Linked DNA regions of Homo sapiens: region 1 is linked to region 2. Evidence: chromatin loops called from intact Hi-C (ENCODE). Cell type or tissue: mammary epithelial cell. All regions are shown on one strand. Each heading gives the region's core, and the rest is flanking DNA. Links, peaks and the distances in the headings are about the cores only. Region 1 overlaps LOC105377417 (a long non-coding RNA gene). Region 2 overlaps SCLT1 (sodium channel and clathrin linker 1).

What was found. A loop is a pair of places that touch in the nucleus more often than their neighbours do. Peaks named below come from ENCODE experiments on the same cell type or tissue, not always from the same donor. Only the 100,000 strongest peaks of a DNase experiment are listed, where the experiment ranks them.
Region 1: a loop joins it to region 2, with 8 times the contacts of the local background. A loop is called at or near these places in 2 of 110 quality-filtered maps.

What each region holds. Positions count from the first base shown.
Region 1 is chr4:129,350,397-129,367,096 of GRCh38, forward strand. LOC105377417 (a long non-coding RNA gene) reads right to left here. Exons shown (of 3, transcript XR_939191.3): 3 at 12,495-12,789. Among named protein-coding and RNA genes, the nearest start is that of C4orf33, 260 kb to the left of the region's middle. In mammary epithelial cell, for the core only: no CTCF peak of the experiment used is centred there; a DNase peak (open chromatin) is centred at 8,375.
Region 2 is chr4:129,033,764-129,050,463 of GRCh38, forward strand. SCLT1 (sodium channel and clathrin linker 1) reads right to left here. Exons shown (of 21, transcript NM_144643.4): 3 at 10,230-10,288; 4 at 9,632-9,704; 5 at 5,278-5,333. Among named protein-coding and RNA genes, the nearest start is that of SCLT1, 51 kb to the right of the region's middle. In mammary epithelial cell, for the core only: a CTCF peak has its summit at 9,962 (motif pointing right); no DNase peak of the experiment used is centred there.

The sequences.
Region 1 (16,700 bases), core at 3,905-11,904, 320 kb after region 2:
CCTAGGCTACATGTTGGGCTCAGAAGTTTGGTCTTAATTTAGTAGAGACCATGGTATTATTGATTAGTAGGGAGGGTGTATATAGTGTGAGCAAGTTTGCAAGCAAAAGAGAATACAGTAGAGATGTTTTCTTTTATTTTATTAACAACTATCGTATCTAGTCCAGAAACACTTAAATTTATTTCTGACCTACAGATACTTTCACACTTTTGTGATCTATAAAGCACTGTTAATGAATTTTACACGTTGAATTGTTTTTCTCATCAAAAATGTGATTGCTTATAACATAGAATTTGGAAAATACAGAATGTCATGAAGAAAAAAACCCCAGTCACCATTTATCCCACAATCCAGATGTTACTGCTGCTAATATTGGCTGCCTGTAAGTTCAATTTTATAAACATATGTATTTTACACAAGTAAAAATAGTATTGAATGTGAAATTTTCCTTCCTTTTTAATTTTTTGTTACTGACATTATTCTATGAGCACATTTCCTTGCCATTTTAATGAGTTTTAAAGTGTGTTTAAGTAATAAGTATTGCAAAGGGAAGCAGAAGAACTGGTTTTAATCTTGGCAACAGCACAGACTTGCTCTCTAACCTTTACTAAGACACTCAGCCAATCACGACCTCACTTTCACTGCCTGCAAAATTGGATAATACTTGCTACCTATTCCCCAGGGGTGTGATGAAGAGCAATGAGGTAATGCCTGGAAATTGCTTTTTCTTCCCTGTAAGAAAGGTGCTATGCATGTAAAGATTATTATATCATATTGGGCTGTTGCTGAGCCAATAGTGGAGTGAAGGCAGAACCACTTTCTTCCCTTCTCCACCATCAGCCCCTTCATCCTATCTCTGTGAGCTTATTGGCCTGCTTTCTATACAGAGGGCTTATCACAGAAGCACACAGCTGCATTATGTTTCTGAAGCTTCAGAAAAATATTTATGGTTTAGACAGCAGTCGTTCTCGATGATTTGATTAGTGTGTTATGTACTCACAGACAATATCAGGATCATCCAGCGGCACTTCAGTATTCCAACTTCATTTATTCCTTTAGTTATATTTATCATTGTTCTTTAGATCTGAGGTGGCTGCTGCTGCTGCTACTGCTGCTGCCGCCGCCGCCAGTGTTTCCATCTGTGTGAATGTGTGACTGTGTGACCTACTGTCCTTGCTACACTCCTTAACTATGTCATTTGTCTGCCCATTTATGGGGCCGGCATCTGTTTGCATATCTTTCTTTTGCCACATAATGGAGTGGACAAGATGACCATTTCATCCCTTTCTTCTAACTACAGATTTCCAGGATCATGTATTGCATCTGCCTAACAAACTGTGCCTGTAATGCCATTTCTCAAGAATTCATACTGTGGATTTCTGTGGGGATGTTGACTACCTTATTTATTTTGTGAGACCAGGGCTTTTGTCTTTAAATGGTAACAGAATGATTTCTGTGTAGTTTTTATGAAGTTAGAAGTCAGTAGATAGAGCAACTTTCTGCTAATAGCCTCTTACATTGAATGCTTGCCGTTGACAGTATTTTTATGATAATTTTTGTCATCTCTTTAACAGTCTGTAGTATAGGAATCACAGTGTATATTTTAAAAATGAGGGTGCAGAGCCTTTGCATGGCTGAATCTAGGTGTTAACCCAGGCATCCTAAACCTAGCCCAGTTCTCTACCCACTGCAGAGGGAGAGGAGAGGTAAATGATTTTCCAAGGACAGCAATAAGAAATAGGAAATCAAAATAGAATTTATGATTGCTATATTTTAATCCAGCACTCTTGTTCCTTCCTCTAGCTTCTGTGATGTTAGTCTGAAGAGACTCTTACCTTTTTGTTTTGTTTATTATATGGCATCTGAAACAACACTCTGGACAGTCAGCAAAGGTTTGAGGTCTTATTCTGTTCTACAATTCAAACAATGAATTTTTTTTTTTTTTTTTTTTTTTTTTTTTTTTTTTTTGCCACAGAGGCCTTTGAAAATCTTACACGTGTGGACAAAGCCTTGAGCATCTAGAGAAATCTGCCCAAGTATGAGGAATATTTGAAAGAGCATTTCTGAATAGCAGTCTTTACCCTTGATTTCTATTATACTTCATCTGTGCATTTTGAAATGCATTCCTAGCTTGGTTTTATTAATCCTACCACCTCTGTGACAAGAAAAGGAGCTGTTGTTTATCTCCATTCTACAGATGTACAGACTGAGTGACGGGCTGTGCCTAGGGAAGCTCTTAGGCTTTCTGACTTGCAGTATCTAATAATGAGAGCTTGTTCCTCTTGTGCCCTTTTGCTCGATGTTATTTTCAATTTGCTTTCTTATGTGGAGAGGGCATTTTCATCTTTTATGATAGTTTCGAGTTTCATTTGCACCATCAAACCTGTAAATTCTTTTGTTCTTTAGAAAGCCTGGTCAGGGTGACATCTGTCTCTTTTTTTTGGGAGGGAATGATAATCTAATAGATAGGAAGATCTGCACGAAAATGAATCATTTTCTTTGCTTTAACTCTGCTTAGTTTATCATACGCTAAAAGCTTAGATTTAGATTTAAAAGGACTGGCTATAATACCTATGATAGTGCCATTTAAAAGTATAATACCATATGCAACTGACTTTTATTTCCTAGTGCTGCTCATCAATATATAAATATAGATTTACCAATCTTAGAAAATTAATTGGAAATCAGAAAACATATTGACTACGTTTTTTTTTTTTAAACTATGTCCAGGGAAACTAAGAATGACTTCATTCTGCATGTGCAAAGGTACAGGTAATTGGCATTACAGACTCATTCTTGCTGGACGTTGTGCTATGGAATTTTTGTCTATGTTGATTTTTTAAAAACAAAAGATAATCACAGCTTAGCCAGAGCTATGTGATGTGCTTGTTGACCCAGCTAGCAAAGAGTTTTGGACCTTGTTTTGCACCTTGTTCAATACATGCATGCTGAGTGGATAAATGAATGAATAAATGAATGAGTGAACGAGTACATAAACTGAATTAGACAAAGAAAGCTAATAGAAAGAAACTGGACATTAGAGGGCAATTCATGCAATACTTTGTAGCTCAATAGGGAGAGCCACCAAGACTATATTAATTGACCTAAGGAAAGAAAGGTAGGTGGGAAAGGCCACAAATTTAGAGGTGATGTGTAAGAGTAATTTTTCAATGAGGAAATATAATTTAGGGAAATAGCAAAGGCATTGAGCCTCACAGTCCAGGTACAACTCTCATAGATTCACTTATTTAATAAACAAGTATGTATTGACTGTCTATTCTGTGCCAGGTGTGGCGCTAGAGATTGGGGCTACCAAGGTCAGTCAAGTAGTAACTTCTGTCCTTAAGCTCAATTCATGTGGGAAAAACAGACTTGAAACCAAGTGGTACCAATGTAATATGGTTATTGATAGAGTAGAAATTTCTAAGATTCATCAAAATATGTAGAAAGGGTGTGATCAATTTTTCTTGTCAGAGTTAGAGAAAGATTCACAGAGAAAGGAACAGCAAAGCTTTTTGTTTTGTTTTTGTTTCATTTTCAAATGAAACAAAACCTGCCATGAGGATGCCTAATGGGCAATCCATGGATGACGTCTTTTACCCTCACACCTCTGCTATCCCTACTTCATAAATAAGACAATTGAGGCCCCCAGAAGCCAAATGAAGTGTGCAAGTTTACCCAGCGAATGTGCCCATCAAACCCAGTTCTGTATGCCTGCACAGCTCCTGCTCCTGCCATTATGTCACACAGGGTCTCCAGGAGAGAATAGGAATTCATCAGGCAGATAAGCAGCAGGAAGGGGAAAGTCTAGGCATTGGGAATGATGACTCAATGTGAGGGAGATGCTCAAGAGATGGAACATCAAGGGAATTATGAGCTACTCCTTCTATTAGAAGGTAGGATCGCTACTGTGTGTATTGTTGTCCTAGAAGCACTGTAGTTAATAAGGGGATTTAAATGTCCCTTCCAGCCTTGAAGTTTTATAATCATTAAGAAATTATCACTGATCTCAAGGGGCTTATTCTTCATTAATCTGCCAAATATTATTGACACCTACTATTTGCTGGGCACTATCCTAGGTACTGGTGATACATTAGTAAGCAACATAGTAAAAGCCCCTGCTCATATGGAGCGCTCATATAGTGAGAAATTAGATGCCAAACAAAAAAATGAGCAGTGCCAGACAGTGACCATCACTATGAAGCAGAAAAGCAAAGTAAGAGGAAAAGAACAATGGTGTGGCTGACATTTGAAGTCATGGGTGGCCTCTACAATATGTTAATATTTGAGCAGTATTATCTAATAGAGGAGCTCAGACATGTATCTAAGCAGTCACAGAATGAGATAGTATGTGATGAATCCTGGGGGAAAAACATTTAAAGAAAGAAGTGGCCATTTATTGACTACTGCTCACACGCTGGACAACACTTACAATATTCCTGAAAGGTGCCATCTGTCCTAGATGAAAAAACTGAGACCCAGAAAGGGTAAGTAACTTTTCTAATGGCACACAGACTGAATTCAAACTCAAATTTGTCTGAATCCATAGCCTGTGCTCTACCCACTCAAAGGACTGTGAGAGTCATTTTCCCCAGAGACAAAGGTGGGACACTTAGAGGAAGATTTCTTGATAGAGGCAGGGTGGAATTGAGTTTCAAAGGATGGGGGGAATTTTGATGTGGGATCCTGAGACAAAGAATGGGAATAAAACACCCAAAGTAAAAGAAAGCAGAAGGGAAAAATGCAGGGTTTGCTTATGAGCCAGCTGGTTGAAGTCCAGGCTGAGTGTGGACCCACAGCAAGTCATGAGACCAGAAATGGAAACAGACTCTGCAAGGTCTGGAAGGCTCAGCAGAGGAGTCTGCCCTTCATTTAGTACATAATGAGAACGATTGATGGTGTTTCCCAAGAGAGAACTGCTCATCCGTAGGATGGAGAAAGCCTTTCGGTGGGCTGATGTAGTTCTCTGCTTTTCTGCTTATGTTACTAGACTCAGTGGACTGAGTAGTTTATATTCAGTGATCATTATCCACACTTGCTCCTTTCCAGATTAGGTCTAGCATTAACCTGATGCACTATTACATCAGGAAAAGGTACTTGGACATAGCTTTGCATGAAACATTTCAGATGTGCCAATTCTCAATTGATTCCTTGAGAAGTGGCATTGTCCCAGACATCACATTGCTAGATGAATGTAGTGCTTTGGATGAAATCCATCTGGCTGAACCAACCCCCATCAAATTGACAGGATGCTGACAGGATGAAGAGGTAGAGGCTAGAAGTGTTGGCATTACAGCAAGCAGTCAGGGAGATGTTATTCACGAAAGAAGAAAGAGCACAACTAAATTCACCTTTGCTCTCAGTTGGAGAGCAGATTACATTCTTTACAGCAAAGTGATGACTCAAGTCACCCGCAGTGGAGGGAAAATAGACTGGGGCCAGCTCTTTAAGGAAGAGCTCAATGGTATCATGAGAAACCGATATATACCAACGTGGTGCCATTCAGGGTCAGACTCCTAGAGTGTCCTTAAGGCATTTTTGGTGGCCTATTGTATAATCTGCCCTTTTTGTGCTTTCTGTCTATATTTTTTCCCCTGTGTATTGTATATCCCGATCTCTGTGTATCAAGCTGCTATATGCCAAAGGCTATAGTCAAAACATGTTTGAAAGTCATCTTTTGGTTACATTTTCCATTCAGAGACATGGTTTTACAATAAATTCCAATGCAAGAGTTCGATCTATGAATGAGATTCGGAGTGAGGTCTGTCAATCTTGAAATTGTTTGCAAATTTTTTGTATTTACATGCATTTTCAGAGTAGCAGTCATGAAATTTTAAAAGTTTCTGTTATCCAACCAAGGTCAAACTTCTGTACTTCTCTGGAATTTGTCTCCTTCCCTCCCTCCCTTCCCTCTTTCCTTTTTTCCTTCTTGCAAAAACAGGAAGATAAGAGATGTCTAAGTAATGATACAGGACTCTTGAAGGGGTGAAGACCCTATGTCTGTTTTTTCTCTAATTAAAATAAAATGTTTCTCCTGACACTGGAAAGGAGGAGTGAAACTGCCCCTCCTCTTTCTCCTTCTGATGTGGATTATTTTTTATGCAGTAGATTGTTCACTCATTAGACACTTCACACTTGGTTCCCCTTAGCCAGACCCTGACACACACTTTAAAAGAAGCGCTAGAAGATAGCTTCTATTGAAATTGCTTCAATCATATGTCTCTTAAAGGGCCATTATCTATTAAACAGAACAAAATATTTTGAACAAAAATGTAAATAACAATTTTTGAATGGAGACTTTTACTTTCTTATTATAGCTAAAGAATATGTGTGGATTTAGATACCCGAGTACCTGAGGAATTACTGAAAGACAACGATGGGGCAGTTCTAAAGAAACAGCTCTTCAAACACAGGGGTGACTTCAAGAGGCATGTTCGGGGCTGATCTGCCTATCGATCCATTTCTAGACATCAATACCAGAGGCCGTGTGGCATAAAGTCACTAGACATCAATACCAGAGGCCGTGTGGCATAAAGTCACTAGACATCAATACCAGAGGCCGTGTGGCATAAAGTCATCCTTTTTTTTTTTTTCCCACCTGCTCCTGTTAATTTTGTATTTCTTTCATCATCTTTATTCCTTAACTATCTGAATCCCACTCTGTGAATATAATAACATTTGAGGTTTCCATTTACTTCTCATTTGAGATCTCTTGTACCTTTTAGTTTTTGTTTATAAATATAAATGTGATAAAGGTTGAATCATCTTGTCTGTTATACTTTCCAACCCTGGGAATACTTTCCAAGGCACTGCATATTAACTGGGTCCAGGGGAGCCATTTTGTCATTCTGAGGAGTTAATCTTGCTTGCCTGACTCAATACCCAAACTTCTTTAGAGTTTATTTTATTCCTCTCAAGGATGAGTGCATAGTACCCCCCAATACCACAATATCTTCTTTCATTGGCCTTTTGCATGAAATTATATTACAAGTGTTTTATTCTTAAATATTTGGAAAAGTAAAAGTTGTCTCCATGTTGAACTTCTGGGGGAAGCGATTTGGTAACTATGTCCCACAGAAAGTTCGATTTATTTTTCTCATGTATTTAACTTTAATTTATTTACACTTTCCCAAAACTGAATGGCATAAGGCACTTATTAGTCCATAATTCAAACCTGTCCAAGTCATTGTTAGTTTTATCATTTTCCTGCCTTGTATCGACTGAATTTTTCCACTTTGTGTCACCAGCACATTTCATCACCTTACTGTATTTTCTTTCTTTTAGGTCAGCAAAGTAACCAAAATCAATACTAATGCTGATCCATATGACATGCCACAAGTCACTTCCCTCAATTTGGTGATGCTGCCACTCAACAAATAGATATCTTTGGCTTCAATATCCTATCCAGGTTATTATCCACTTCAGCAACTTGTTTCTTATGGTTCACAGTGTGTCTTCTCACAGTGTACTTCTCTCAAAGGAGAGCAGGCTTCCTATTAAAGAGGCTCGTGTCTAGAATCAGATCCTTTTTAAAGCAGATATAAGGAACTTTGAGGAAGCTGTGGTTGTAGAATAGCACATTACTTCCAGGGAAAAAATAAACCTAAATTGTGCTTTAATGGGAGGATGTATTACTATTGGACAAAATCAGGAATGGGACACAGATTACTTAGATACTAGACAGCTCCCTGATTTGTCTTTGCCACTGTGTGATCCTAGGGAAGACACTTACATGTTTATTTGTTTGATTTTCTCTTTACACGAAAATCCTCATTACTACTAGTGAATGCGTTAGGTTGCTGTACGATATCAATGCCATAATAATGTGTTGAGAACATCATCCATGAAGAAAGAGATTTAATGCTTACCATCAGACTGAGAAAGAAGAGCTGCATTTCTCCCTTAGAAAAGAGATTTTATAGACATTTATCATAAAATACTACCAGATCTAATATCCTGGAAAAAGTCTGGCCCTCTACTTTAGACACAGACATATTCTAAGAACAATTCTGAAGCTGAATCAAGTGCTCAATCAATTCTCTTGTAGGTCATAATTAATTAATGAACAGAAACTTCAAAGAAGTTACTTATGTTACTTTTTCTACCTCTGTAAATGTTTCTAAAGAGTTAAAGAGTAAAAGATTCAAGAGTTTGCAGGGACTCCACACATCACTGATAATATTGGAGCTTTTCAACATCAGACATATACTCTTGTGCTCTAGATTTCACTATTTTTAAATTCAGTCAAGTTTGTTGTGAAGTTTTTGAGTGTGGTTTATAATATACACAATCTGGCATAGTTGATTAGCCACAAAAAGCTATGTCCACTGTGCTGAGTTACATCATGTTTATAACCTGCCACTTTGCTCTATTTTCATCAAGGCAAATGGTTGGATGACTAATTACTTTGGTATTTAGAAAAACCACAGTGGCAATTTCAGCCTGAAATAATTTAACTTGTAGTATGGGTACACTATTGGCTAAGTCAAATTCTAAGGTTAATTTTGATGGAAAAAAGGGCCTCACATGAATCCTGAAGGTGATGAATTAGAAACACAAAAGTGAAAGAAGTAACTGCAGAATCAGAGGAGAGCAAAGAAGGAAGCAAGGTAATATTTATGCACCTCATAGACATATCACACTGCCTTTCCTCTCTTTAGGCAGACATGCGCCAGGTTAGGGTCTAGCTGTCTCTAATCATTTTAGCTGTTGCTTTAATGAATGTCAAATTGCCACAATCTCCCCAGATTTCAGTCAGGAAGACCTTCTGATGAGTCTTTTACCTTGTTTTCTTTCAACACAGCAGGAATTGTAATGAAGAAATTAAATCATTCTTCATAGACAATAGGAATAGGGTCCCCAAAGCTTTTATGACTTGCTGTCCTCTTGGCAACAGCATTAACTGAGTTTCAGATTTGAGTTAACATTTTGAGAGATTGCTTTTTGAGGATAAAAATAAGGCTCTGAAATAACAATATCTTTCAAATGAATACAAATACCCATATCTCTGTATTACTCAATAATTTAAGACACAATTCTATAGAAATATACAGGCACAATGAAACTTTTGTTTACAATTAAGAAAAGGATGAAAGATACTTCATTTTTGGTATGAAAATATTTATTGAGTGTTTATTATGTGTGAGGGATTGTGGTCAGTGCCAAGTATATAATTGAACAGAACAAATATGCCTGCTTTTATAAAGTCTATATTTATTGTAATGGGGATACTGAAATCTTAATAGGCAGTGATAAAACAGAGTGATAAAAGCTGTGATAGAGGAAATAGATGTAAGGCTCCATGGGATACTAAGGAAGGGCACCACTCAGCACCACTGAACCTGGATCTGGAGCTCACAGAAGGCTTTCTGCAGGAGGTGACAGATTAGCTGAAATTTGACCAATGGCTAGAAGTGTGCTCTAGCAAAGAACATGTAAGAAGATTCAAGAGAGCACAGGGAGCAAAGATACTGAATGCAACACAGTAGGACTGAATGATGGTGGTGAAAGCGATGGTTCTGATGGTAGAGACGCGTGTAGAGAGATCTGCATGCCTAAGCATATTGTAAGATGGGTTAGGGTGACTGGATTTTAACCTGATGCCAGAAGCTGGTATTGAAAGGGTGAGAATGGAATTACTAAATTTACTTTAGGAAGATCAGTCAAATCATTAAGCAACAGATGACAAGCCGAGTGTTCAGTACCTCAAGTCTTAGGGAACACACAACACATGTTTAGATTTAGATTCAGATTCAATAGAAATGGACTTCTGTTTTTAACAGGAAGGAAATCTAGATTATTTGACAGACCTCTGGATAAAACTGAAAGTCTCCCTCATCATTAGATCACGGGTGTTCTGGCAAGGAGTTAAGAACTTCTCAGAGGCCAGAAGCTATGTGAAAGTGAGCACCCAGTCAGAAAAGTGGAGCGATGAGGCCAGCTGTTAGAATGTTTGCCAAATCCGGGTGGCTTGATTTTTTTGCTTTTTTGTGTCCCACAGAGCATAGGAGGTGTGAGAAAAAGCTTAGGGCCTATTAAATATGAGAATTATAACAGGAGGCTTCATGCAAAATTGGAACTCCAAAGCCCTGTCCCTTCAGGATAAAGAATAAATAAAAACTGGAAAGAATGCTCCCTGCCTTGCTGCCCCATCACAGCAAGGAAAATCACTTATGTCAAAGTCTGATATCAGTTGAAGGAAAAAGGATATCTCTGTAGAATGTGTAACCACAGGACAGTCCTCAGGTAGGTTTGAGGTGCTGTGAGATTGGTGTGTTTAGGAAAGTGGAAGAAACAAATGGAGGAATACATCTTCAACCCAGTTTCCAAGTCATTCCTATGACTCTCTGAAGAAATATGAGTGAACAGCCCAAATCCCAAAACACAAAAAGAAACAGAATAAGAAAGCGAGAGTATTCAGAAACAGATAGTAGTATTGACATATTTAGATATTGATAGTATTAGACAAAGAACAGAAAAAAGTATACTTTGTATGTTTATGAAAATAAAATATATTATCTAAAACTGAATAAGAAGAAAGTAAGAAACAAGCAGACATGAAAAAATAGAATTTTTAGAAATGGGAAATACATTGTTTTAAAAATTAAAAGCTCAATAAATGGGTTTAATAGAAGATTGGAAACAGTATAAGAGAAAATTAGTGAATTGAAAGACAGCTGAAGAAATTGTCCAGAATAAAGTATCAAGAAACAGGGATGGAAAATATAAAAGAGAGGTTAAGAGCACAGGATACAAAGTAAGAAAGCACAGCATGAAAACTCAAATCAGAGTTCTGGAAGGAGAGGGGACAGAGAATAAGAAAGTTAAAATAGTTCAAGAAATAATGGTTATACATTTCCCAGAATTGTTAAAAGATACCAGTCCTCAAATTGCAAAAGCCTAATGAACTCACCCAAGAAGGGTGAATAACAGAAAATATATATCTAGACTAATCATAAAACTGAAGAATCAAAAATAGGTTATTTTATATTTGGTATAAAAAATTTGTTATGAGAAGTTTTACCCATATCAACATCATACTGTTTTAGTTTTAGATATTTCATAATATTACCGAAGTAATTTAATTATAATTTATTTTCTAATCATAAGATCATCTTGGGTAAAGCTCTTGATCTGCTTCATTCATTTATTTATTTATTAATATTTATGTATCATTTTATCTTACATTGTATGTAATTTTTAACTATATGACTATATGGTAATATAACTAAGACCCTGGGCTCTTAGAATAAAAAGCTATCACAAGGGTCATTTCTTGCTTTTTTTTAAATGAGAAAATAGAGGACTATAGAAATGAAATATTGCTTTTGGTATTACAAAGCCAGTTAATAGCTCCTGAATTCTAAATAAGCAATCATTCTAGATGACTAATGCCTGGTTGGTACCATTTTTCTTCTTTAGTTGATGAAGGGAAATATCCTAGTTTAAGTTACAACACTGTTAAGGCTCGCATGACAGACAAAACGTTCTTTGCTGAAATAGTGTTAGTAAAACTTAAGTAAAATTGGAGTCTTTAAAAATCAGAAGTTCAAGGGCACAGTGGGAAAAAAGGTTGCTCTTTTTGGCTCAGAGTCACAAATTGCATTTTAGTTAACCACTAAATAATAATATTGAATGTAGGATTGCTATTACAATTCACAGAAACTCCTTTCCCCAAGACTACTGAGAACAGACTGAACGAAAGTACTCTCTTCCAAGAGGGACAATGCTTTTAGAAGATGTAGCTCTGTTCCATATGGACTACATTTTATTTATAAATTACATTTATATTCTAAATTAAGAAATTGTATGTTCCATGCAATTGATCAGATACCATAATAACTTCTGTCTTCTTGATGTACCTGGCCTGAATATTAATGGGAACATTAACACCCTTGTTTTTTTTTTAGCCTCCAATGCTGTATAAGCTCTATACGCCTAATAATGGCTCCTAATTTGTTTTTTAAAAAACTATAATTCTTATTTTCCGTAATTGCTAGGCTCTTTTAATTTAATGTATGTTACACATCTTCACAATTTCATTTAGGTGAATGGCGAAAATTTAAAAGAAAAAGAAATGTTTTTTATGCCGTAAGACAAATTATGCTGTAAGGAAGCAATGCTGTAGAGGGATAGAAGAATATAGGTACAGTGGTTCTGGATCTACATATTAAAGGAAAGTCTGCATGTGATCTTGTAAGTGTCAAAGCAAAGCCACTTTACACAATTATGCAGGTACTCACACTAACTCTTATGTACCTGTCAGTAACTCAGGGAAGCATTTTACTAGGAGAGAACTTTTTTTCACGAAATCCCACATATAGCTGTCTTTACAAAGTCCATGCCTTTGCTAGGACAAAGAATGAGTAAAGGTGACCTCTGCACACAAAATGAATTAGAAAATTTCCCCTCAAAGCTGGATGATAACATTATTTTCCTGTATGTTGATGTTGTTGATAGCTGCCTACGATCACCCATGCCACTAGATGGCAGCAGCACTCTTTCATTCTAAGACTTCTTTTCTTTTCTTTTTTTTTAAATCTCACTCTCCTGGATAGTTGTTCTCAGCTCTGCTGTGCGATGATTTAAACAACGCTTTGATGCTGTAGGATGTTGGTGTTCACAAATAAGGTCTATCCTTTTCTTTTTTCTGAAAAGATAATATACTGCTTTTTCAAAGTCAATTAACACTTAGGGCAAAGGAAATGGGGAAAGCAAAAGGTCACTTTCTAAAGGGTTGCCTTGAAACCTTTTGGTAAAATTCAGGTGTCATCCAGGAATTGCAAATCACTGGGAAAAGAAAAGAAATAATAATTAGTTCATTTGTTTCTTGATAACTCCCAATAAGATGGCTTAATACGACTTTTCTGCTTTATTTCCTAGTAATGCCCATGGGGTGCTCAGAGTGCCGGCTGGTAATTTTTATGTCTTGAAGTCATGAGGGCAATTGGGATGCTTTTGGGCCAATTTATGCATCAGGACAGGGGTGATGGAGAGAATGGCTAAGATCTCTGGACTGCACTGTGGTTGAATACGCTTTACAAAAGAGAATTGTCCAGAGAGTGGCATGAGACAGGGAGGAGTGAGTAACTTCCTCAGAAAGGTGATAGACCGAAGGACAAAAACGATAAGACTTTCTTCTACAAACAATCAGCCTCCATTCCAACCTCCAAACAATGCTAAGTGAACCTAAGCTTCAGGGTCAGTAAAATAAGGATGCATAAGTTTGGAGCTACTTCATGTTTTGACCTCAGATGCACTTTGAAAATTTAGATAGTTCACCAGATGAATGTCTCAGAACATAACAGCTCAAGGTTTTAATAACTCACTTGAATTTCATTTAGAAAACATGCCTGGACACCCAGGAAACAATAAGCAGATATTAAAAAGTAACCAAATGCATTGCAAATGAAGTTATTAACAAACTGACTTTTAAATTTACTGCTGCTGGCAGGGTGCCCGTCTGGACAGGTCGAGTCAGGGCTGTGCACGGCTCACGCCTCTTGCAGCATGCCTCACCGTTGAGATCGCAGTCACAGTTCTTTCCTATCTTTTTATATCTATTTTAATATAAAAAGGCCTTCACTCGGTTTAATAACCTTTTCCTTCTTGAATAAGGAGTTTCTGTTTGCAATCACATGAATAGAAAAAGACCTGCTCCAGAAACTCTGGGAGATTATTGCATGCCTAGCTGCAAAAATAAGGTTTTGAAAGAGCAGAAGGGATGGAATAACTAAATAATGAGCAAATTCTTGGGAGGTAAATTATTATTCGGGATTTTTGAACTGGTCTTTTATAAAAGGAAATAATAATAATTACAATCCTGCAAATACTGTTGCCTGGTGGGAGACAACAGTAGCTTTGCTGGAGAGGCCGCTTGGCGCCTGCACTTTGTTCTCCTCCCACATCGCAGCCTGAAACATTATAAACCCAGGAAAAGACCCGCATTCACCCAATGAGCAATGTCTCCTTGCTTTGATTGTGTGTACGTTTCAAACCATAAAGGGATGGCATGATAACGTATTGCTTTTCACCTATAGGGGTCAGGGTAAAGTTTGAGGCTGCAGTTAAATGATGTGGGTAGATTCAAAGTACAAGGTTTCATCATTAGATATATTTTTGTTGGGGTGTGGGTGTCATCCGAACTTCCACAGGTCAAAACTGGCAATCGAATAATTGAAATTAATAAAAAAGCCAAGGAGAGGATGCGTTGGAAGCTGTACTCATAGGTCAGATCTGCCTCTCCAGTTCTAATATTTCCACTAGAATTTTTCGCTTCACTAAGCCTTGGCTTTTGACCTTCTCCACCGCTTCTTTTCATATCTAATAGGACCAACTTTATTCCCAGTTCTCTAAATTATTAATGATAACAAATACCTCCCTTTGTATTCAGTTGGAGATTTTAGCCGCATTTTGACAGAGAAGTTTAAAAGTCAGAGCTGGTAAGAACCACTGGGAAGGTCTGGTAGAAGGGGATGAGTGGGGAGGAGTGATTTTTTTCCTGCCGTCATCAGGCTCTCTTGGCCAGGGAAGCAGTGGTTGATCTGAGTGAGAGCAGTGCTTAGTGTGCTCTTGACCTATTTCTGGTCTGACCGCGTTCTCTCTCTCTGCTGTCATGAAGAACTTCTGTGTCTGTCTTCCCCTCAGCTTCCCCATCAGCACATTCACTATATGTGACACAAGATTGTCACCAGAATCAGCCTGGGCTTCCCCTTGTCAAAAGGACCCTCAGCACCTAAGCCCCTCTTCCAAAGAGACTCAGCCTCTGGCAGGTGTTACCAGCTAAAATTGAGTTTCGTGGCAGCTGCTTCTGGAACCTCAGAGACAGTGCTGCATGCCCGCAACAGGGGGACCATGAGAAGCCTGCGCATCCTGTGCACATGAGCCAATTGCCGCTGCTCCCTCTGGAGGATGTGGTTGCTTGAAAATAAAAGTTCCTTTCGCTTGTGTGAAAAAATGTGTTTTTTTCCTTTGCTTGTTTACTTAGTTTTCACCATTTAAAAATCATGCAGCATCTTCATTAAGGGGTAAACGTACAAAACATTACTCCTACTTGCATTTTTCTTTAGGTGCCAACACACCTCAGCAAGCTTTCAGACAACAGTCACCTAGCAACTACTTTTTCATACATTAAATGATTTCAAACTCTCACATTTCCCTCCACAAGAGCTGTATATTTTGCCTTTTCTTTCCATCTTACAGCTCAAGGAAAGAGCAAACAAGAATGAGAAAGTATATTGTTTAATCACAAAATATCAGTTTCAAACGATTGCTTTTAAATATATAAATATTTTCTGTAATAGTTTGCTAATCCATTTCTGACTTTCTATTTAAGTGGCAAGATATTAGTTAGAATTAGGTTCCACTGAAAGTGACAAAAACACTAAAGTTTAGTGGGTTTAACGAGAAAGAAATGGAAATGCAGTCCTTGGCTTGTGCCCCAGTGCCAGCATCCCTGGGAATCCAGGTTCATCTCTCCTGACTGATCTGCCATCCTCAACATGCAGTGACTGTGTCTTTGTCAGAGATGGCAGGGCCGGATTTTGTATCCTCATTTCAGGCAGCAGGAAGAAGAAAAGAGAAGTAAAAAGACATGCTACCTCACTTCTTTTATTTTTATTTTTTTGAGACAGTGTTTCACTCTGCCACCCAGGCTGGAGTGCAGTGGCGCGATCTCGGCTCACTGCAACCTCTGCCTTCTGGTTTCAAGTGGTTCTCCTGCCTCAGCCTCCCGAGTAGCTAGGATTACAGGCATGTGCCACTACACCCAGGTAATTTTTGTATTTTTAGTAGAGATGGGGTTTCACCATGTTGGTCAAGCTGGTCTTGAACTCCTGACCTCAGGTGATCCTCCTGCTTTGGCCTCTCAAAGTGCTGGGATTATAGGCATGAGCCACCGCATCTGGCCCATGCTCCCTCTTTAAGGTGACTTCCTAGTGGTTTCACCAATTGCTTCCACCTATATTCCACTGGCCAGGACTTAGTCATAGGGCCACACTTAGCTTCAAGATGGTCTTTATTTTGTGCTTTCGTGTGACCAACTAATATGCAGGGTTTCCATCACTGCATCAATAAGGAAGACGAAGATGGATACTGGAGAACACCTAATAGTCTCTGCCACAGGTCAAATATTAAAATTTAGGTAAACTGCAAAATTTATATTGCATCACTAACTCTTTTTTTCTTTCCAGAAGAAGGAATGCTTTCTTCTCTTGAGAGCAACAGATAACTTATTTAACAGAGGTGAAAATGTAAATGTTATTTGAGTTGTAATTGTTAGCAGGTTCTGAAAACATCCTAGAGGATTAACTACAGTCTTAAAGCACATGAACAATATTGGAACATGATCGTGCTATTTGTCACCCTGGGGAATCTGGAGTAAGGCTCATGTTGGTGGCCAACCAAGGCTATTTTTATTAAATAGTGTCCAAAAAAGTATATCTGTATCCTAGCACTGGAGGCAAGGTTGTAGAGTACCAATCATTAAAAGAAAACTTATCTAAACTGAGGAAAGTGTGCTGAAAAGCATCTAGGGGTTAGGTAAGTGCTGGTGACATTTTAATGATACACTTGGGTGGAATGAGAATGAAGACTGGAAGTTCACCCACAAAATGGGGCTCCAGGCCTTCGCCAGTTTCCCCGTTTCTTGAGTTGGCATAATCACCCCTTCGCTGGTTGAATTATTTCCCTTGGTTATATCA
Region 2 (16,700 bases), core at 5,306-13,305:
CAATGTAAGGTCAGAGTGACTTAAGACTAGTAACAAAATGAAGTTTGATGAGAGGTCTATACATACATAAATACCAAAACATAAACTCAATTATAAACCAAGATACATATAGAAACCAGGTTAGTTCTGGCTTTTCACGAGATTATTAAAAATAGATATTTAAAACTTCATAGTTAAAGCTTAGGCAGATAGGATTCTGGCGGGCTTTGGGGAATGCTTTTCTTCACAGTATAATGACCTCAAGTAGCACCAGCAGAGTGGTGTTGACCATGTAATCCCAGAAATTTCTTTTCTCTTTTTCACTCAAGAATAGATAGAACATTTACATCACATCTTCTGAAATTACATAAACACATCAATTTGAAGGGAGGAGAATAACATTTTCTGGGCTAGCACTGAAAAATAATGGCTTTATTATTGTTTTTGTAAATATATACATGAACTCCTTCCCAAATTTCAAATAGATAATAAACATTTACTATACTGTATTCATAGGATATTGTCAGCACAAATGAATGGCATAATTAGGGGAAGTAAGATCAAATATCATACCATTGATTATCATTAGTCAAATTATGAAAGCACATCAATAAAAATAAGTGTTTAAAATAATTCCATTGTATAATGTTATTTAAATCTGTAACATATTTAGTTGTAATCTAAAAAAATAAATATCAGGCTATCAGAAAATAAAAAATAACAAGATGCCAAATATCACTACATACTAGATTCATATACTAACTACTTTATATGCTAAATACTAACTTTATAATCTTGTTGAAGTTTTATGTTTCTGTGTTCTAAAGCTATATATATATATATATATATGCCTAAATAAATATCTTAAGATAGTTTTAAATTTCAAAAAAACTTTTTAGTGACTGTTAAAGACCAGTTTAAGAGATTCTGCAGTGAAAGAACATTCCATGTATTAGGGATTAGTAAACTTTTTATGTAAAAGGCCAGAGAGTACATAAATATTTTAGGTTTTGTGAGCCATTCAATCTCTGTCACGACTATTCAACTTCATAGTCACATAAAACAAAGCCATCAACAAGATTTAAATGACTAAGCATGGCTGTGATCCAATAAATTTTATTTATAAAAAGATGTGGCAGGCCAGATTTGACCCACAAGCTACAGTTTGTGAACCCCTGACAGATGTAATTAAATCTCTTTATCAGTACACTTAGGCTACAAGTAATAAAACACCCAACAAATAAGTGAGAATAGTCATTTCTGTCTATTTTATTCACTAATGTATCTCAAAGCCTTAAATGGTGCCTGACATTTAGTAATCACTCAACGGTTGTGAATGACTATTTTCTTACTTCACCTAATATTAAGTTGGAAGGTATATAGTTCCAGATTTGCTTCAGTAGCTCAATAATATCACTTAAGGACTTTGCAAAGGTTTCCTCATGTTTCTCTTCTTCTAATCTTCTCATGTGCTGATATCTACAATCATAGTTTAAAAATGGCTATAGCAGCTTCACACATCACTTTCTAAAATGACAAGGAGCAGGAAAAGGGGAAGGCTTTCTTTTTGCCCTCTCTCCTCTTATCAGAGAGAAAAACTTTTTCAGAAGCTCCACAAGGGACTTTCATCTCACTGGCTAAAACTAGGTCACATGTCCACTTCCAAACCAATTCCTGGCAAAAAGACATAAAAACTGGTTTAGGTCAATGACTTATTACCTCAGGTTATGGAATAAGCTCATCTTCCCTGAGCACATTGCCACTGGAACAAAATTAGGGTTATGTGACTATGTATGAAGGAAAAAAAAACAGCTCTTGTACTGGCAACAGATGATGTCTTCCATACCCTCAACAGTAAAATAAAAAATGACAACAATAAAATTTACTTTGTATTTACTTAGTATCAGAAAATGCTGTACATGTATTCATTCATTTATTCAATTATCTTACTCAATTTCCTTCCTCTGGAAAGCTATGAGAGGAGGAAAAAATAGTATTGAGAAAGAAACAAGACAAAACAAAACAAAAACCTCTATAATCTCAACATGAAATACATTTCAAGGATTTAAAAATGGAAGGGAGCATGATAATAATAATAATATGTATTTTTTTTTTACATTTTCCTCAGTCTGAGTTTTATAAAATGACTTCATTATTTCCTATTGTAGTAAATTCTCAGATAGTATACTCTGATATGTAAATGTAAGTATTAAAATTTTTCCAAAATTCAGTAATCTGAAATTGTATACTTTTACATAATCCACACCATTGCTACCTTCCATTATTTAAACCTGTCCATGTATATATAAGGTATTTTCTTTAAAAATAATACATTCTTTTGATTTTGTAGTCCTTAGCCACAATATATAATTAAAAGTAGGATGTTTCTTAATGACATAATTAGTAGAGTTCACTTTAAAACCTGATTAACACTTTCAAGTTACCAAAAGTGTCTTTAATAAACTTAGAATCCATTTTTTTACACTTTCCTATTGTACTAGGAATAAACATACTCATGAGACATGACTGAATTACCGTTAAATAGGTGAAGGCAGATTTTAAAGACTGGCTTCAAAAGACCTGCATATGAAAGGAATAATATAAAGTCCAATATAGGAAACAATTAAATGATTATCTCAACCATAAAATACCTTGTCTATTCTCAGCACATTAAAATACAAGCTTTATCTAAGTATATTGGTGATTCAGAAATATTTATAATATTCTTTACTAGGAAGAGTACATCCCTGCTTAATAAGTATTTTGGAAAAGAATAGTAAATCATAAAATACTAAGATTAAAAAAAATTTCCCATGGGAAAAAAACAAAAATAAATGAGAAAAACTAAAAGCCCAATTAAAAGATGTACTTTATTTTGCACTTCAGTAAACACTGACAGCTTAAATATATGAAGTTTTTGGAAATTAGAAGGAAAGAAAACTAATGGAAAATACAAGGAAGAGAGAAAATCATGAAATAGCCAAAGGCAAGACAATTCCGTGGGTGTGCTATGTAATTTTAAGGAACAGCATGTATTAATTTAAATATAGCTACACTAAAATAAAAATAAATATAATCAAAATAAAATAAAATTACTACATAACATAGAAAAATACAAATAAAAGAATGTCAAACTTTAAAAGAGCCCATGTTTTGAATAAATTTAGAACTCAAAAAATTTTGGATTTTTAGTCTAGTTAAAAGTCAACAAAAAATGATGTATCAGATTTCAGTCCAGTTATATGAATTTTATGGGTTAAAGTTAAGAAACTTGGTATGGAAAAGCTTTAAACATTTTTTAGTAGCAAATATAAGAGAAGATCTCTATGACATTAGGCTGAGAAAGGACTTCTTACAGGAGATACAAAGAACAATAACCACAGGAGAAGAGTGAGAGATTTACTTTAAGTTAAAAAAAAAAAAGAAAAAAAAATTCTGTTCATCAAACACACCACAGTCTGGGAATATACATTTGAAACACCTATTATCTAATGTGTTGTATGAACCACTGGCACTCATTATTTATTTCTGTTCCCTTCCACATTCTGGCCTCTGTCCCAGGGGCGGAAAGTCCAAAACTACATTGCCCAGATGTCTTGCAGCTGAAGTTGTGGATAAGATTAAAATTTTACCAGTGAGAGGCATTTAAGGGAGATATAAAAGGTAGAAGTGAGCTGAGACCATTTTTTCTGTTGATATGGTGGCTGGTAAGTAAAACTGGATAGACAAAAATGTCTCTTGTAGTCAATATCCTATGACCCTTTTTCCAATATCAAGTCTCCAGTTTTATGGAAATAATGCTGCCATGGTAGTAATAGGGATGGTGGTAGCACCAGGGATGGTGGTAGCACCATAAATTCCTAACCCCAGGATTATAGTCTCTGAGGTGTAACTGTAAAACTAATGATTTAGTAGCACTTAAATGTAAGTGAATTAAATCCTTTCTTGTTTCAAATTTCTAGAATGGTTATTGTTTACTGTGTTGAGACTGACCAGCACATCAACAAATTTTCAGAATACAGATCACATATGCACTTTGGCAATTTAATAAGAACAAGATAAGTAGAAATGGGGAAAATATATGAACAAGCATTTTATGAGAAAAGAAAACCACATAGGTAAATAAACATATAAAAATGGTCAACAATGGGAGGCTGAGGCGGGCAGATCATGAGGTCAAGAAATCGAGACCATCCTGGCTAATATGGTGAAACCCCGTCTCTACTGAAAATACAAAAAAAATTAGATGGGCGTGGTGACGGGCACCTGTAGTCCCAGCTACTGGGGAGGCTGAGGCAGGAGAATGGCACGAATCCGGGAGGCGGAGCTTGCAGTGAGCCGAGATCGCACCACTGCACTCCAGCCTGGGAGACAGAGCAAGACTCTGTCTCAAAAAAAAAAGTCAACAATATTAGTATTCAGGAAAATGCAAATTAAAACAACAATAAAAAAGTATTTAACAGTCAAAATGATGAAAATTAAGCTTAACAAGAGCTACAGGTATTAAAAGATATAGATCAATATAAACTCATAAATATCACTGGTAAGAATGTAAATTGGTACACCTATTTTGGAAATTAAGTTGATATTATATTGCAAAATTGATATTCATATAACCTATAATCCAGCAACTTCCTTCCTTGAAACTCTTGCACTTGTGTATGTTATTGAATAAAAAAGTAAGTCCTAGAACACTAGATGATACCGTTTTTATACAGTCTTTAAAAATGTAAAACTAAAAAGTATATCGCTTGGAGATACACATACCTATAAAAAAACTGTAAAAGCAAGGGAATGATAAACACAAAATTCAAGATAGTGTTTATCTCTGGCAGAGAGAAAGAGAAGGATGGGAAATGGAAGAAAAACATGGATAGATGCACCAGCACTGGCAACATTTTAACATTCAAGCTGAGTGGTAGGCTGAAAAGTTTTCATTTTATCAATATGTTTTCTAACATACATATATATTATATACTACATTATTGATTGCTAATATTGGTAAGGTGATTATTTTGTATGCTACTCCAAGTACTTACTTTATCCCTTACAGTCAGCCCTATGAAATAGGTTCTATTATTATCTCTGATTTATAGAAGAGGACACTAAAGCAGAAAGGGAAGTAACCTGTCCAGGGTCACACAGCTAACAAGTAATCGAGCCAGGAGTCAAATAGAAAATCAGCCCCGGGGTCCACATTCTTAACTATTAATACTATAGCTATCAAATATCAAATAACAAAAATAAAAGTTACCTAAGACAATAATAAAAGATAAAACCAATAGTTAATTGATTTACCTTTCATTTTCCTTGATGACATTTTCAAGTTGTAATTTCATCTCACCCACCTGTTTCTGAAAGAATAAAATATGGTGTGGCAATACATTTTGCAGACAATCAGATCTCCATTAAGTAGACCACTCACGTAAGCAATCAGATTCTGACACTAGTTTACAGATAAGAAAGACTTATTCTTTATTTATAACAAAGGGATAATTAATATGGATAATTTACTAATAAACAGAACACAATAAAACATTCATTTTAAGTAGAATATAAATAAAATAGAAATATTTTATGTAACATGGTGAGAAATGTTTATAAATGTAATTCCTATGACTTGTAGTTGTGAAAAACAGATGAAAGATATTCTGGAGTATGTCACTATAACAAATACCAGATGGTTCCTGTATCTTGAATGTATATCTTAGTTAATTCACCTCAGTTTAGGTGAAGCCCATATAAGTATGTATATTTTTCTAGTATTTCAAAAGGTAAAATGCTAACAGTAAAGAAGAAAATGGAGGTCTTTTTTAGCAGTCATTCATTCAGTTTCTGATTCACCACCTTCATTAACTATCTAAACTCTCCGTACCATACAAGGCGCTAAGGTAAACAGACATGCTCATTGAAAAATAGTAGGAAAGATGGTTAAAAAAAATCCTAACTAAAATACAAGGCAGAATAAAATGCACACCAGAAAGGGAATTAAATGAAGGTCTGATTAACGTTCTCTGAAGGAGTAAAAAGATGTTAGGATTTCAAAAGAAAAGAAAGCATTTAAAGTTGGCGAAAATATGAGTAAAAGCAAAATAGCAAAAAATAAGTAGTCAACTCTCAGTAAGTGTGAATGAGCAAATGGAGAGTGTGCGCGCGCGCACACACACACACACACACACACACACACACAAAACCCTGAATTTACATGTAAAAGCATGCAAAATCTCACTTAAAACGGTAACTAATTCATGATTGTGTATTAGTCTTGATTGTGCTTCCTAAGCTAAAGGAGAGAAGCTTATCCTGGAGTACACTTTCGCAAGGGCCAGGTGGAACAGGCAGTTCTGCCAGCCTTTTTCTCTCTCTTTCAACCGAGAAGATCAAGGAAGCTTGGTCTAGGAGATCAGAATAGCAAATTCTAACTATAAATTTGGTTTGAAAGGTGAACTTTTCCAAGGTCCTCGTTATGCCTGAAACACAATTAAACCAACATGGATTAATTCACTACCAGATAATTGAGCACTGACCATATATGGACTGATACAGTGAGAGATAAAATTGGAAAGACAGGTACAGGGTTTTAAGAATGCCATGGCAAGAGGTTTGGATTTATTGTAGCCATTATCTTAATTTTATAGTTTTTAAATAATTTTTTCCCCTAAGATGGGGTCTCACTCTGTCTCCTAAGGTGGAGTGTGAGAGCACGATCACAGCCCACTGCAGCCAATAAACTGATCTTTAAAAGTTGCAAAACTATCAGTGCATCTTAAAGAATATTTATTACTCTTAAATAATTATGTAAGATATATTCACTAGCTAAGACTAAAGATGGATTGTAACGCTCTCACTATAAATTCCTTACTGTAAAATATTTCAAAATATTTACATTTGGAAGGAAGTGAAATCCATACAGTATTTCTCACATCATCAAATTCTTCCCTACTATTTATATTTTCTGGCAGAAAATCGTCCATATAGAGAATTGCAGTGCTACTTTTCCTGCTTTGGAGATATAGTATTTTTTGACTAGGTCAATAAGTCATAAGAACTAATCCTTCTAATCAATCACATCTATCTGAGCAACCATTCTTAGCTGTCAACATTTTTTTTTCTCTAAAAGAAGGAGCAATTATTTTTATCATCAAAGACTCAGGCTTTCTAGCATAGTTTATTTTTCTCTTGTAATTAATTAAGTGATCAACCTTTGGCGGTAAAGAATGCAAAATAGAAAAACAAAGTTAAACATCTTAGTAAAATGGCTGATTAAAGAAATAAATGAATCAGATTGTAAAAAATTTAAATGAATTTAATTTCAAGATAATTAGCTATCCTATAACAACCAAAGTACATAATATGTTATTACAGGAATTTAGAGAGAGTAAATTCAGCAGCAACTTTAAATTCACTAGTCCTGAAAACAAAAGCAAAATATCATTTGTGCAAAAGAGAGCTTTCTGTTGCTCTTTAATTGTCAGCTAGGAAGATTAAAAGACATTACTGTGCTTGTCCTAAATTTAAATAACTACAGGCTAAAAAATACACAATAAAGACCAGGAAGACCTTATGATAAAACAGACACTATAATTTTAATGAAATGCTTTTATTTGACATTTGGGTCTAAAGGACAACTTTGTTTATGTATTTGAGAAATAACCTTGGAAATGAAAGCCTACATAATTTCAAATGCAGTGAAAGAACCTAATTTTATTTTTAGAAATTGGAAGCATTATGTGTTCTTTTAGTAAAGCTACATATCAATGCATTAATTGATAAATAAGGGCTTGTTAAGCTAGCTCTAATCATCTTATTCCCATAAGCCCTGGCATTTAATCATTCATTAAATATTTAAGGGCCTACTATGTGCTACACTTGAAAGTACACAGTAGGATCCCTTCATGTCCGTGCATAAAAAGAAAAGGAAGTAAGGGAGAAAGTGCTTAGTGTCTGCCACACACACAGGCTGATTCTGAGGAAATCGGTCTCAGGGGTTGCTTTAATATATTTTATTTATTTATTTTTCTGAGACAGAGTCTCACTCTGTTGCCCAGGCTGGAGTGCAGTGGCACGATCTCGGCTCACTGCAGCCTCTGCCTCCCAAGTTCAAGTGATTTTTCCTGCCTCAGCCTCCCAAGTAGCTGGGATTACTGGTGTGTGCCACCACACCTGGCTAATTTTTGTATTTTTAGTAGAGATGGGATTTCATTATGTTGGCCAGGCTGGTCTTGAACTCCTGACCGCAAGTGATCTGCACGCCTTGTCCTCCCAAAGTGCTGGGATTACAGACGTGAGCTACCACACCTGGCCAGGCTGCTTTAATAAAAAGTCATTATACTCTGTTCCATTTGCATTAATGAAAGCCAACCCTGCCACCCTTGCTACAACTGCATTTATCCAGGAATTGGTATCTAAACCAAATCCAATCATGAGTATATTCAAGCTCTAATAGAGAGAGGTCATTGCCTCCTGATAGGTTTAGCTTGAGTCATATAAGTTCTATTTAAGAAATACTTCTATTATATGGTTATCCCAGTATTAGGTCAAAATTCTAGGGGAAAATGTTAAAAGACATTTTCAGATCAAAGAAACACATTATAAATATTAGGCATACTCTAAACACGTAGCTCACTGAAACTCAAATTGTACCCTAAACAATTTTGTGCTATTATTCTAGTTCTCCATAAGCCCTGGGACCCAAAATGATAATCCATTCTGCAAGTAATGGGAGATGCAGATAGAATGAGGTAAGGAGGAAGGTCTGAAAGGATGCGAGACAGTTTTAGGTTAAAAAAAGAGAGATGTAAGCAAACAATAATGAGATTAAGAGATTCTTCTAAGCACCTAAGCAATATCTCATGCAAGATAGCAAGAGCAAGGAAACACTGAATTAAAAGACAAAACTGAAGAGAATATTTTTTTTCTTCGAGACAAGGTCCAGTTCTGTTGCCTAGGCTGGAGTGCAGTGGCTTGACCACAGCTCACTAAAGCCTCGACCTCCCAGGCTGCTCAAGCAATTCTCTCACTTCAGCCTTCTGAGTAGCTAGGACCACAGGTGCACACCACCACACCCAGCTAACTTCATTCCAGCACTTTGGGAGGCCGAGGCAGGCGGATCACGAGGTCAGGAGATCGAGACCATCCTGGCCAACATGGTGAAACTCCATCTCTACTAAAAACACAAAAATCAGCTGGGCATGGTGGCACATGCCTGTAATCCCAGCTACTCGGGAGGCTGAGGCAGGAGAATCACTTGAACCAGGGAGTCAGAGGTTGCAGAGAGCCGAGATCGCGCCACTGCATTCCAGCCTGGCGACAGAGTGAGATTCCATCTCAAAAAAAAGAAAAGAAAAAAAAAAGAGATGGGGTCTCACTACGTTACCCAGGCTGGTCTCAAGCTTCTAGGCACAAATGATCTTCCTGTCTCAGCCTCCCAAAGTGCTGGGATTATAGGCATAAGCCACCGCACCCAGCTAGAAGAGAATCTTTAAACATATGCACATATATACATTCACACACATTTACATAGGGCCACCAATTGGTTAGTTACAGCAAATATTCTCTTTCTCATCAATGTCTTTTTAAAAAGAGGGAGTCTATTTTACTTTTTATTTTCATAATAAAATATTACAAAAGCCTCATAACTATGATTTCATACCTGGTAATATTTCAGCTGCCCATTTAGTTCTCCTAGGTGTTTATCATACTCAGTAACAAGAGGAGCTAAAAAGCTAAAAAAAGACAATAAAAATATAGCATATTCTGTTCCATCTAGTTTAATAAATATATAACAAGTGAAATAAATTACACATAAAAATTTTATGTTTAGTTTACTCATGCAATAAAAACTTTTCCCTTTTTTCCAAAACCAGGAATTTTAAATATTTGCACAATTAATATTTTGGACTGAAAAATTCTTTGTTGTGGGATGGCTAGACTGTGCAATGAAGGATGTTTAACAGCATACTTGGCCTCTACCCATTAGATGGCAGCAGCAGCCTCACTTTCCATAGTAGTGACAAACAAAAATGTTTCTAGACATTGCCAAATATCTCCTGGGGAAACAGGGGTAAAGTTGCTCCTGTCTGAGAACTAATTTTGTAGACTCTGTAATACTTGCTTTTTCTTGTCAATTCAAGAACAAAGCATTTAAGTTTAATAACAGCAGACCATAAAACAAACATTCCTGATACTGAATTATGCTAATAATAATTAAATATAACGAAGAAAATGATATTATTCTGGTAATACTTTACCTTTGGTCAAATACTAGGTTTTCAAATGTGTCGTCTCCTTCTCCTTGGCAGACAGCTTTCTATAAAAGAATGTACATCTTAAAATGTGTTCTCACATCATTCTAGCCAAAATTGATAGTGATATAATATTAAATGCAATTAAATTTTCATAATCTTAGAAACTCTATTTATGTAATTCAAAATGAGAGAAAAAAATAATAATCTCAATTTATACTGAAATGCATTTGGTAAATTTAATACCCATGCACAATAAAAACCACTGGCAAATTAGAAATTTGAGGATTTTTTCTTAATTTGATAAAAATATCTGCCAGAAATCTACATCAATTATAATTTAAAGGTTGAAAAGCAAGATGGAAGGCTATTATTATTTACAATTTGGCCATTTACCTAAAAACTCAGTATAATCTACCAATTATTAGAACTAGTAAGATAATACACGAAAAGTCACCAGACAGAAGATGAACACTTAAAAAAAAAATCAGTAGCTTTTTCAAATACCAGCAATAATTAGAAAATGTAATCAAAAAAAATCCTATTCACTACTATGATAAACAATATCTGGGAATAAAGCAAACAAAAAATGGTACAGGAGCTTATTGAGAAAATTAGCTTTACTAAAGGATATAAAAGGAAATCTAAACAAACATGGTACTATAACATTAATGTATGTGTGGAATGGTCAATATTTTGAGAATGTCAGCTCTCTAAAATTCACTACAACTTCATTGCACTCAAAAATGAAGTTCCAATAGAATTATTTATAAAACTTGATCTTAAATAAATCCTAAAGTTCCATGAATAAGTATGAAAAATTAGCCAAGATAATCTCACCAAAAAAAAAAAAAAAAGGAAAAGAAAAAAGAAAGAGGGAAGAACTTGGTTACTACATAGCAAAACACCACAATGCTATAGCAATTTAAACAGTATGCTATAGGTACAGTAACAAACACAACAGTATAACAAACCCAGAAATAGATTCAAGCATTTATAGGTATGTGGTATATAAAAGAAGAAGAATTATAATTGAATGGACACAATACTGCTATCCAACAAATAGTACTGGATAGCAAAACAAAATTAGCTGCTAGCACATACTAAATGGAAAAATACAGATAAAAATCCAAATGTTGTTAAAATTTTAACAATTATTGCAAGAAAATGCATTATTGACCTTGAGTTAGACAATGCTTTCTTAACGTCACAAATGCAGAAATTTTTGTCTGTTTTGTTTGCAAATATCCCAAGCAGCGCCTGCCATACTTTTTTGCTCAAATTACATTTGTTAACTGGAAGACACCAGGAGCAAAACCTATAAATGGAAAGACTGACACATTTTACAACATCCAAATTTAAAACTTCTATACAGCTAAAGACACCAAAAGCAAAGTTAAAAGACCTACAGCATTCGTAACATGACCAGAAATTTTGTATCTATGGCATATGGAGAAACATTTAAACACAAGATGTAAGAGGTTTTTCAGTGGTGCCTTTACTATAAAACATAGCTAACAAAATGTCTTTTAACAGAATAAATAAAAAATGATACAATAGAATCCCATAAGTAGTTCAAGAAATTAATTAAATTCACATGTATCAAAATATATATATCATAAAAAACAAAGAAGTTATTTCTAGGGGTGGAAAGAAGAAAATAGGACAGAGAAGAAAGGTGCTCAAAGGGATCACTAAAAGCATCTGTAATGTTCTGGCTTTTTGAAGGGAGAAAGTATTTATGATCACATACATATTAAAGAGTAATTTAAAAATATAACTCAAAGAAGCCTCTGAATTCTAAACTTTCACTTAATTAATTTTTAACATCTTACTCTGTAAATACTTATTTACCTACTATGTGTAAGGGCCCATGGGAGGTACAGTAAATAATACAAAGATGAACAAACAATTTATAGTCCTTATCCATTGGATGGATTGTAGAGTTATAGGAAGAGAGAGGCAAATAAGCAAGGAACAATAATAATAATAAAGACATACCATGAAAGAGGCATAGAATGGTAAGAATGAGTAGATGAAAGGAAGATAATCAATACTGTTTTTATTCAAGTACTACACACATACAGAAGACAGTACAAATTATAAGTATACAGCTAAATAATTCTCACAAGGTGAATATACTCATGTAACCAGAACTCAAATCAAGCAACAGAATACAAGTACTCTTCACTTTGCATATTGGTATACGTGTCTTCATTTTGCACAGTTCTGTGGAAACATCAAATCCAAGTAAGGACAGTTCTGATACACACAAGTTTCAGTTAACATGGTACTGCAAAAAGTGAGAACTATGTATATGACCAACAACCCCCAAACCCCTAAGTCACTACCCCCAGGCTCCATGTGGGACCCAAATCCTGACTTCTAACAGCAGGAAATCATTTTCCCTATTTTAAAAACATTATAAAAATATAACCACACAGTATATTTTCTGTTATGTCTGGCTTCTTTTGCTTATCACTGGGTTTGTGAGATTCATTCTTACTGCTGTGAGTAATTTTGGTTAGTTCATTCTTACTGACATATACTATTTCACTTTACAAGTATGCCACAATATATTTATGCTTTCTATTATTAAATGAAGTATTTGGGTTGTTCATTATTTGACTATTATAAACAGTGCTGCTACAAACATTCTTGAAAAAGTCTTATTGGTATAGGCATTTCTGATGGGTATACCTATAGGTAGAGTTGATGACTCATAAGGTCTGTATCAGTCAGATCTAGAAGAAAATGTCAAACAATTTTCTGAAGTAATCTTACCCATTTACTCTCCCACAGGCAGTATATGAGAGCTATTCCACATCTTTGTCAACACTTGGAACTATGCTTTTCACTCTAGCCAGTGGATATAGTAGTATTTCATTGTGGTTTGAATTTCCATTTACCTGATAAATAATGAAGTTGAACAGTCTTTTCTACAGTTACAAAGCATTTTAAATACCCTCTTTTGTGAAGTGACCTGTTTCTCTAATGGGTAATTGTTTTAGTTATTAATTTGAAGACATTCTTCATATATTCTAGATTTTTGCAAGATTACAAATATATTCTCCATTCCATAGCTTGTCTTTTTACTTTCTTAATGATGTCTTAAAAACATAAGTTCTTTCACTTTGAAGTAGCCCAGTTTATCAGTTATTTCGTTTATGATTAGTGCTTATGTGCTGTTTAAGCCATCCTGCCTATTATAAGCTCATAACTTCTTCCCTCAAGTTTTGTTCTAAAAGCTTTACCTTAACATTTAGATATGCAATCAATGCAGAAATTACATATGAGAGTAGTTTGGGTAGAGATCAAAATTTATTTTTCTTTATTCTATATGAAAGTCTGGTATGTGTAGAGCTATTTCCAAACTTTATTCTGTTTAACTGGCTTGCTTCCTTGGCCAATACCATACTAACCAAATTACTATAGCTTTACAGTAAATATTAAGACCTGGTAGTATCTGTTTCCAAGTGCAGTTGTTCTGCAAGATTGTCTTAGCTCTTCTTGTCCCTTTTCATATAAATTTTGAAAACAAAATAGTTCTAGTTTTAATTTTTTGAGGACTTCCATACTGCTCTCCACAGTGGCTAAACTAATGTACATTTCTACCAACAGTGTAGGAGGGTTCCCCTTTCTCCACATCCTCACCAGCATCCATTATTGCCTGTCTTTAGGATAAAAGTCATTAAAACAGGGGTGATATGGGATCTCACTATGGTTTTGATTTGCATTTCTCTAATGATTACTTATGTTTAGCATTTTTTCATATACTTCTTGGCCAGTTGTATGTCTTCTTTTAGAGATGTCTATTCAGCTCATTTGCTCCTTTTTTAATTAGATTCTTCTTTTAACTGTTGAATTGTTTGAGTTCCTTATATATTCTGGACATTCATCTCTTGTCAGATAAATAGTTTTCAAATACTCTCTCCCATTTTGCCAGATTCCTCTTCATTCTGTTGATTGTTTCCTGAACAATACAGAAGCTTTTAAGATTGATATAATCCCATTTGTCTATATTTGCCTTTCTTGCTTATGCCTTTGAGGTCTTCTCCATAAAACCTTTACCCAGAAAAATGTACTGAAACATTTATGTTTTTGTCCACCAGTTTCATAGTGTTGGGTGTTACATTTTTTAGTCCATTTTGTGTTGATTTTTGTAAAAGGGCCCGCATCACCAAGTCAATCCTAAGCCAAAAGAACAAAGCTGGAGGCATCACGCTACCTGACTTAAAACTATACTACAAGGCTACAGAAACCAAAACAGCATGGTACTGGTACCAAAACAGAGATATAGATCAATGGAACAGAACAGAGCCCTCAGAAATAACACCACATATCTACAACTATCTGATCTTTGACAAACCTGAGAAAAACAAGCAATGGGGAAAGGATTCCCTATTTAATAAATGGTGCTGGGAAAACTGGCTAGCCATATGTAGAAAGCTGAAACTGGATCCCTTCCTTACACCTTATACAAAAATTAACTCAAGATGGATTAAAGACTTAAATGTTAGACCTAAAACCATAAAAACCCTAGAAGAAAACCTAGGCATTACCATTCAGGACATAGGCATGGGCAAGGACTTCATGTCTAAAACACCAAAAGCAATGGCAACAAAAGACAAAATTGACAAATGGGATCTAATTAAACTAAAGAGCTTCTGCATAGCAAAAGAAACTACCCTCACAGTGAACAGGCAACCTACAAAATGGGAGAAAATTTTCGCAACCTACTCATCTGACAAAGGCCTAATATCCAGAATCTACAATGAACTCAAACAAATTTACAAGAAAAAAACAAATAACCCCATCAAAAAGTGGGCAAAGGATATGAACAGACACTTCTCAAAAGAAGACATTTATGCAGCCAAAAGACACATGAAAAAATGCTCATCATCACTGGCCATCAGAGAAATGCAAATCAAAACCACAATGAGATACCATCTCAAACCAGTTAGAATGGCAATCATTAAAAAGCCAGGAAACAACAGGTGCTGGAGAGGATGTGGAGAAATAGGAACACTTTGACACTGTTGGTGGGACTGTAAACTAGTTCAACCATTGTGGAAGTCAGTGTGGCGATTCCTCAGGGATCTAGAACTAGAAATACCATTTGACCCAGCCATCGCATTACTGGGTATATACCCAAAGGACTATAAATCATGCTGCTATAAAGACACATGCACACGTATGTTTACTGCGGCATTATTCACAATAGCAAAGACTTGGAACCAACCCAAATGTCCAACAATGATAGACTGGATTAAGAAAATGTGGCACATATACACCATGGAATACTATGCAGCCATAAAAAATGATGAGTTCACGTCCTTTGTAGGACATGGATGAAATTGGAAATCATCATTCTCAGCAAACTATCGCAAGGACAAAAAACCAAACACCGCATGTTCTCACTCATAGATGGGAATTGAACAATGAGAACACATGGACACAGGAAGGGGAACATCACACTCTGGGGACTGTTGTGGGGTGGGGGGAGGGGGGAGGGATAGCATTAGGAGATACACCTAACGCTAAATGACGAGTTAATGTGTGCAGCACACGAGCATGGCACATGTATACATACGTAACTAACCTGCACATTGTGCACATGTACCCTAAAACTTAAAGTATAAAAAAAAAAAAAAGAGACGGGGTGATTTATTTTTGGCATATGGATATACAGTTTTTCCAGCACTATTTCTTTTTTTTTTATTTGCAGTTGGCAGTTTTTTAATTTTTATTTTTATTTTAAGTTCTGGGATACATGTGCAGAACGTTCAGGTTTGTTACATAGGTATACATGTGCCATGGTGGTTTGCTGCACCTATCAACCCATCATCTAGGTTTTAACCCTGCATGCATTAGGTATTTGTCCTAATGCTCTCCTTCCCCTTACATGCCACCCACAGACAGGCCCTGGTGTGTGATGTTCCCCTCCTTGTGTCCCTGTGTTGTCATTGTTCAACTCCCACTTATGAGTGAAAACATGCAGTATTTGCTTTTCTGTTCCTGTGTTAGTTTGCTGAGGAGAATGCTTTCCAACTTCATCCATGTCCCTGCAAAGCACATGAACTCATTCTTTTTTATGGCTGCATAGTATTCCGTGGTGTATATGTGCCCCATTTTCTTTATCCAGTCTATCATTGATAGGCATTTGGGTTGGTTCCAAGTCTTTGCTATTGTAAATAGTGCTTCAATAAACATACGTGTGCATGTGTCTTTATAGAATAATTTATAATACTTTAGGTATATACACAGTAATTGGATTGCTGGGTCAAATGGAATTTCTGGTTCTAGATCCTTGAGGAATTGCCACACTGTCTTCCACAATGGTTGAACTAATTTACACTCCCACCAGCAGTGTAAAAGCATTCCTATTTATACACAAACTTGCCAGCATCTATTGTTTCTTGACTTTTTAATGATCGCCATTCTAACTGGTGTCACATGGTATCTCATTTGGTTCTG